Regions from separate parts of the Homo sapiens genome. Here region 2 is linked to region 1. A link is an interaction called in ENCODE POLR2A ChIA-PET data of the cell type or tissue named here. Cell type or tissue: IMR-90. All regions are shown on one strand. Region 1 overlaps WWTR1 (WW domain containing transcription regulator 1). Region 2 overlaps TM4SF4 (transmembrane 4 L six family member 4).

Region 1 (4,000 bases):
AAGAAAAGGAACACTGGTGGGCACAGGACAGGGGGAAAGGTTTCTATTTAAAAATGATTTTCTTGATTAAAAAAAAGAAGGAAAAGTTTTCTAAACACTGTAGAAAATCAATTTTCTTTTTATTTTGTAGAGATTGGGGCGTCTCACCATGTTGCTTAGGCTGGTCTCGAACTCTTAGTCTCAAGTGATCCTCCCACCTTGGCCTCCCAAAATGCTGGGATTACAGGTGTGAGCCACTGTGCCCTCAATTTTCTTAGATTTTGAGGAAGCTATCTATTGTCAAATACACTCTAGTTAATCAGCATTATTGAAGGCTACCTTCTTTGGGGTTTCGAAGAGGAGATTCTTTTTTTTTTTTTTTTTTTTGAGACAGAGTTTCGCTCTTGTTGCTCAGGCTGGAGTGCAATGGCACAATCTCAGCTCACCGCAACCTCCACCTCCCCACAACCTCCACCTCCCGGGTTCAAGCAATTCTCCTGCCTCAGCCTCCCAAGTAGCTGGGATTACAGGCATGTGCCACCATGCCTGGCTAATTTTGTATTTTTAGTAGAGACGGGGTTTCTCTGTGTTGGTCAGGCTGGTCTCAAACTCCTGACCTCAGGTGATCCGCCCACCTCAGCCTCCCAAAGTGCTGGGATTACAGGCACGAGCACCCGGCCTGAAAAGGACATTCTTTATAGTTCCTTTCTTTTACGGTTTTTAAGGAATATGTGAAATGAGACTGAAAAAAATTACCAAATCAACGGATTGAGTTCCTTTTATGTAATAAAGCAGGACATAATAGCATATAAAAAATAAATCTTATGTTTTCATGGCTATGTTCCACTTATCTTAATGTGGATGAGTCTTTATTAAGATTAGGTGATGGAGACTTATAGGTTTTATTATATGAAATTTAGAAATTTAGGTAGAAAATTTCTTCTTTGATAAGAAATAATAAAAGCCATGAAAAATGTCTGATGCCACAATTTTCCTTAAAAAAAAAAAGTAGTATGCTAGGTGAATATTTTGGGAACCATACACAAAGATGTGTTAGTTATAATAGCCAGTAAATAAACAAATGCCTGAAATATGAAAATAAATAAATTTATTTATTTATTTATTTTCTGAGATGCAATCTTGGTCCGTTGCCCTGGCTGGAGCGCAGTGGTGTGATCTCGGCTCACTGCAACCTCTGCCTCCCAGGTTCAAGCCATCCTCCCAGCTCAGCCCCCGAGTATCTGGGATTATAGGTGCCCACCACCACACCCAGCCAATTTTTGTACTTTTTAGTAGAGGTAGGTTTTCACCACGTTGGCCAGGTGAGTCTCAAACACCTAACCTCAAGTGACCCACCTGCCTCAGCTTCCCAAAGTAAGTGCTGGGATTACAGGCTTGAGCCACTGCGCCTAGCCACAAATATATTTATAAGCAGTGAAATAATGGATATAGACCATGTAGACACATGGAAAACTTTGTTGTAACATTCTAATTTTACACAGCATGACAAATTGTTTATGCTATAATTATACTTCTATTTTTTTGAAAAACACATTGCTTAGATTCTTTCCATTTTTTCACAAGACTAAGCTTCTTGAGGACAGGAACTTGATCTCCATCTGTGTATTTCTAGCCCCAAGCAAAGCTCATTAGGCATCATAGGTGTACTCTTCTGTAGAATAAATGTGTTGAGTAAGTCAGTTATGTATTTTTAAATGTTAATAGTGATTATAGTTAAGCCTTTGAGTTAAGGGTGATTCCCTCTATTTTCTCTGTAATGCGGTTATATTACTTTTGTAATAGCCAAAAGGAGAAAAAAAAAAAAAAAGAGTGAGAACAACAGGGGAGAACCTTGAGCTTTTTGTGGTGGAAGAGGAGAACAGTGTGTTGGAAAAAAGGCTCCAGGCCCCATGTGTATTAAAGACAAAACCAAGAATGCTCAGGCCTCTGCAGTTGAGCAAGTCTGCCTGTGGCAAATAGATTATTCACTAGTCTCTAAGATCAGTGTTTATCCAAGCGTGGTCCAGATCTACCACTAGCTGGATCACTTGGGGGCATTTGTTAAACATACATTTTTAGAATACAGTGGTTTGTTTGCTCCCAAAAGAATTATCCTGGGCTGCTGCTAGGAGGAATATGCCCTGGAAATTTCTGTGTCAGTAAATGTAGGGTGGAATCTGGAAAGGTATGCTGTTTTCGAGTGCTCAGATGACTCTGATCATCAGCCAGGTGTGGGAGCCACAATCAAATTGTGTATGTTAAGGCCAAGTGCAGTGTCTCACACCTGTAATCCCAGCGCTTTGGGAGGCCAAGGCGGGCAGATCACCTGAGGTCAGGAGTTTGAGACCAGCCTGGCCAACATGGCGAAACCCCGTCTCCACCAAAAACACAAAAAAATTAGCCAGGTGTGGTGGCACACACCTGTAGTCCCAGCTACTTGGGAGGCTCAGGAAGGAGAATCGCTTGAACCCAGGAGGTGGAGGTTGCAGTGAGCCAAGATGGAGCTGCTGCACTGCAGCCTGGGTGACAGAGCCAGACTCCGCCTCAAAGCAAAGCAAAACAAAACAAAACAAAAAAAGAATTGTGTACGTTAGCACAGTGATGGGAAAATGCCAGTATAATAAAAATACAAGAACCTACTCAATCGTTCAGTCTTTAATTTATCTGAAAAGGACTTGGAGTATGCCCACCAACTTTTTAACTGATTCTTTGTCTGAAATAGACATTTACTAGGGCATTGACTTTTGTCATTTTGGTGCTTGGTGTTAGTGCGCACATGAGCATTGGGTAAGTGAATGCTGAAGCGGCTTCCCAGAGCATCTTGACCCCAAATATTCCAAGTAAACTTCAAAAATGAGGAGGAAAATTATAGCTTGGGATCCAGATTCTTGAAATGTATTGTTTAATCCACTGGGTAAATGTACAAGTCTGCTTCAGTTTTGCTTGCAGAGAGTGGGCCTGAGAATCCATCAGGCCTTCGTAAGCCTAAACCGTGACGAATTCCAGAGAAGCACCCCCACACCTGGGGAAGAGGGAGGCCTTTTAGGAAGGTGAAGGCTAGGTCAAACTTGTTTTCTTTTTTAGTCCTTTCTTTGTTTGCACCACATTAATTAATTAGTTAATTAATTAATTTGTAATGGAGTCTAATTTCTTCACCGAGCTGTAGACCTCTGTTGAGAGTTTTAAAAATAATTTTGACAATTTTCATCCTGTTTGCTGGCTGACTTCCAAAAGTTTGCCCTCAGGAGCTTCCTTGCTATGGAGAATTTCACCCAGTTAAGGGTGAAAGGCAGGCAGTGGGATTCGAGGTGGTTTGTCATTCAGCCACTTGTTCCAAATTGATAAGTGCTGAGTGATATTTTGACACTTCTCTTTGATCTCCTCTTTGGCGTCCCTGGTAATATTGCTCCCGCCTGTGTGTGATCATCACCTCTCCCACCCAGGTACCAACTGATTGATTTCTTCTTCCTTTCTGGAAGTCTAAATTTATTCCCTGGGTGTTTTGCAGTTGCTGGTGGTCAAGAACAGCTGTTCTTCCATGCTTTATTCTGAATAGTTCTCCAGGATGAAGTCAGCAAAACAATATCATTTAAGTGAAGCCTCAGGAAAACAAAAGCCTTGATTGTCTTTCTCCTTAAGTGCTAAAAAGAAGATCACCCCTCCCCCTTTGTGTGTGTGTGTGTGTGTGTGTGTGTGTGTGTGTGTGTGTGTGTGTCTGTATTTTAAGGCAGAAAAAAAAAAGGTTCTAAACATTTTTGAAGCAGCAAGATTCAAGAATGTTATTTTTTTCCATATTACATAATTGCTATTTGGTCACTGTAGAAAATGCTGATTGGCAAAACATGAGAAAATAAAAAGCCATGGTACCATTCAAAATGACACTAGTGTGTTTTCATATATTTTCTTGACTTTCTTCAATGCAAACATAAAAATAGTTGGAAACTCCTCTATATTCTTTTTTGTAGCTTGTTTTTAATATACCATGAGCATCTTCCCATTTCAGTAATTTTTTTTTTTTTTT
Region 2 (4,000 bases), 74 kb after region 1:
TCCTATGGCTGTCCCCACACCCTGTGCAGGCTGCTTTCCTTTCAGCAGCTCAGGGTCAAGGGAGGGATGGCCAATTGTCTCAGGGAGGAAGACCTTGGATGGGAGGAGGTTCTACTTCAAAGGAAACCAAGAGGGTATATTTCAAAATGCCCAGGTTTCTTTTTCCTTCTAGGGTGTTCTTTAATATGGTTCTCAGGACAGAATGAGTTAACTACTTTTGCTCCCTCCCTTAATATTATCACCAAAAAACATTTCTGAGGAAAACAGTGCTAAATGCTATGGCATTGCAGAGCCCTGGATTTTGTGCACTAAGTTCGAAATCTCAGAGTCCACCTTGATTACCTTCCTCTTTTCTCCTCACACCTAAACCTGATGACTCCATCTCAAACATTCTCTGAAATTTGTCTTTTTTGAGCCCCAATTCTGCTGCCTGGGTGATGTTCATCATCTTATCTGGATTATGATGCCAGCTTTTATCTCTCTTTAGTTCCTGAATCCTCCTATTCACTTTCCACATCACTAGAACCATCATGCCTCTAAAAGTCCAAAGTAGCCATGCCATGTCTTGCTTGAAGTCCCCTGCTGTGCCCTGATGTCCTGAAGGTCTGGCTGCCTCTCAGTCTCACCACATCGTGTGGCGGCCCCTTCTGCAAATCTCTCCTCATTCACACTGAGCTTCTGCCACACAGTGCTCTGAGGTTCCCTGAGCATGTCAGCCTTTTCATGCCTGAAATGTGCTTCTCCTTCCTCACTGGAAGGCAAACTTCTGCTCATCCTCCAAAATCAGCCCATGTCACCTTCTCGAAGAAGTTTCCCCCCGCACTCCTTCTCCATCTCACACTTTCTGCATTATGAGGATCTGTTCCATGTGTTCACCCTAACCCATATGCTGATAGGAAAGGAACCATGTCTATTCGTTTTTTGTTCCATGTTTGAGATAGGCTTCAGCACAAAATAAGATACTGACTACATATATATATGTGTGTGTGTATATATATGTACACATATATAAAAGTAGATATGTGCATATGTAGATATATAAATGTGTGTGTGTGTATATATATATATTTTTGTTTTGTTTTGTTTTGTTTTGTTTTTTGTTTGAGACAGGGTCTGGCTCTGTTGCCCAGGCTAGAATGCAGTGGCATGATTATGGCTTACTGCAGCCTTGACCTCCTGGGCCCAAACGATCCTCCCACATCAGGCACCTGGAGTAGCTGGGACTGCAGGCATGCACAACCATGCCCAGCTAATTTTTTAATTTTTTTTTTTTGTAGAGGGGCGCTGGAGCAGGGAGTTCTCCCTATGTTGCCCAAGCTGGTCTTGAACTCCTGGGCTCAAGCAATCCTTCCACCTCAGCATCCCAAAGTGCTGAGATTACAGGCATGAGCCAACACTCCCAGCTAATTAAAAAAAAAAATCCTTTTACTAATTACTAGCCATGGAGCCCTGGGAAAATTAACCTTCTTGAGCTTCATTTTTCTCCTTCAGGGATAAAAATTCTTCTCAGATTTATGAGGAAGATTAGGTGAGATAATGCACATAAAAACACTTAGCACTTACTCACTGGGAAGAAAAAGAAGGAAAAGGAGGAAGAGGAGAGAAAGAAAAAAGAGAAGGAAAAGAAGAAAAAGAGGGGAGGGAAGAGGAAGAAGAACAAGAACAAGAAGAAGAAGCAGTTGCTACCATGGCTGCCCTTTGGTAATAAGGGACAAATGACAACTGTCTTGAGTTTTCTTGTTTTTGGCTCATACAAGTGACTGATCCTTTCTACTCTCTGAGCAGCTGTGTATGAGTGTTAGGTTTGCAGCTATAACAACAGTTACTATATGCTTATGTGGATAAGAAGAGTCCACACACCCTTTTTAACTATCAGATACCAGTATAGTACTGTATAGTAAAAGGAGTAGGAGGTAGAATCCCATGAGTTTTGCCAACAGGGAATCTAGGCAAAAAGCAGACAATATGAGTCAATATAAACTGTGTTCTAGAAAAAGCACTGTGACTTGGAGTGAGAAAACTTGGATTTGAGCTTCTGCCACTAAGAAACTGTATTCCTCTTGGCAAGCCACTTGTCCTCTCTGGGCCTTGGCTGTCCTGCCTCTGAAGGAGAGTTAAACAATCTCATAAACTTTTTGTGAGGATCAAATGAAACAATATAGGTGACAGCACTTTGTTAACTGAAAACACCAAGCAATAGAAGTTTCAATTATTGCCATAAGAAATTCAAGGTGAACTTCTGCAGTTAGAGGGAAGATTTGGAGCTGGCAGTAGTAGATAACATCAAAAAGGAATGTGAGCTCTTGTCTCAGAAGGGAGGAAACAGGATTTGAGGAGACAACAGAATGCTGCTGAAGGTTTGCCAGATGGCAAAGAGGGTGCAGTGAAACCTGGGCCCATCCCCTGAATGCCCTTCCTGTAACCATCATGGCATATTTTATACCTTGCACAAAGAGCAGTCTTACATCTTACAAGGGATTAAATTAAAACATAAGTAGTCAAAATCATTCTTAAATAGCCTATAAATCATCTGGAAACTGTGATATATACGGTTTTGTAATACATCCCTGTACAGTAATTTTTTATCACATTATAGTTTGAAGCAGCTGTACAGATGTCTCGGTGTTCAAATCATTCTCCCTTCAGGTAATTATCAAAGCTGTACAGTGAACAGGAGATAAATAGAGAATTCTGAAATGTTCCCGCTTGCCTGCAAGGTTTACCCTATTCTGTTTTTATTATCAAATCTTTATAATCTGGTACCTGTTCTTGATGCTGGTTAGTTGCTGTTGTGAGGGGTAGATAAAATAACATATTTGAAAGCATCTATTACAGAGCAATACACAATAAATGGCTGCAATGAGAATGAAAACTTGCTTCTCCAGAAGTACTAATATGAAGAACTTCCAAAAGTCGTTTCCTGTCCTTCCCTCAGTTTGGCATTTCGTGTGGTGACCCACAGGCCAGCTGTCACTCCTGATCTTGGGCATTGATCCCATCCCATCCCAAGTAGGGCGTGCGTGTGTGAGGGGAGGGTGTTAGTTCCTGCAGTCAGAACATGTGAGGCCATTGTATGGCTTTGGAGTGTTTTTTGGCATCTGTTTTGTTTTCTTTCTCCCTCCTTTGTTTTGGACATAGATTTATTTCAATTGACTTTAAATTCCTAGGGTAGTATTATTCACATAACAGAAAAAATAGAAAAATATGTTTACTGTGGCACTGATGTTGCTGGAATTAATAGAGGGCTCCTTGAAGAAAGACATAATCTGTAGCTTCACACACACACCCCTAGGTGGAGAGAGTGAGCTGTCAGGGGAAGAGCCTCAATGGGGGCGGGTTGTGGGGGCTCAGCCTGCTGGGATCTGAGTTTGATGCTCAAGCAAGCCAACCCCATGGTAGTGTAGCCCCAACAGTCCTCTCTGCATGATAAGAGGGCTTTTCACACAGTAAACTAAATGTATTTGGAAACCGCTGCACAAGGTATGAGGATGTTAGAGACCTTGTATTGCTTAACTATGAGAAAGATGGGGATATTTCATGTGGGACGTCTGTGAACAAACCAAGACCATGTATCACAGAGAACTAGGCCCCTTCACTTCCCCAGCCTGAAGCCTGTTCTTAAGATTCTTTAGGATCTCACAGTAAATGAATACGTAGAGGTTTGAGTTAATATATTGGTGTTCTACAGATTTTTTTTAGGCACAAATCCATTCTTCATGTGCAGAAAGACCCTATAGTTATATTTCCTGACTCTGTGGGATGTGCCAGTCACTGTCAGGCAGAGGGGCTGAGACGGTGAACAAAACAAAAATGCTCCAAGCCCCCTTGGAGGTTAAAGTCTAGTGCAGCTTTGCCTAACAGATCCATTTACCATGATGGAAATGTTCTAGATCTGTGCTATTCAATACAGTAGCTACAAACCCTATATGGCTACTGGGTACTTGAAATATGGCTAGTGTGATTAAGGAACTGAATTTTTAACTTTATTTCTATAAATGAA

What was found. ChIA-PET counts read pairs that join two places held together with the same protein. Peaks named below come from ENCODE experiments on the same cell type or tissue, not always from the same donor. Only the 100,000 strongest peaks of a DNase experiment are listed, where the experiment ranks them.
Region 2: POLR2A ChIA-PET joins it to region 1 with 6 read pairs; 6 of 35 experiments call an interaction of 5 or more read pairs at or near these places.

What each region holds. Positions count from the first base shown.
Region 1 is chr3:149,562,295-149,566,294 of GRCh38, reverse strand. The region is part of intron 3 of WWTR1 (WW domain containing transcription regulator 1); the gene reads left to right. Among named protein-coding and RNA genes, the nearest start is that of WWTR1-IT1, 88 kb to the left of the region's middle. In IMR-90, no CTCF peak of the experiment used is centred here; a DNase peak (open chromatin) is centred at 1,964.
Region 2 is chr3:149,488,569-149,492,568 of GRCh38, reverse strand. The region is part of intron 3 of TM4SF4 (transmembrane 4 L six family member 4); the gene reads right to left. Among named protein-coding and RNA genes, the nearest start is that of TM4SF4, 16 kb to the right of the region's middle. RefSeq lists a silencer at 2,913-3,207. In IMR-90, a CTCF peak has its summit at 3,301; no DNase peak of the experiment used is centred here.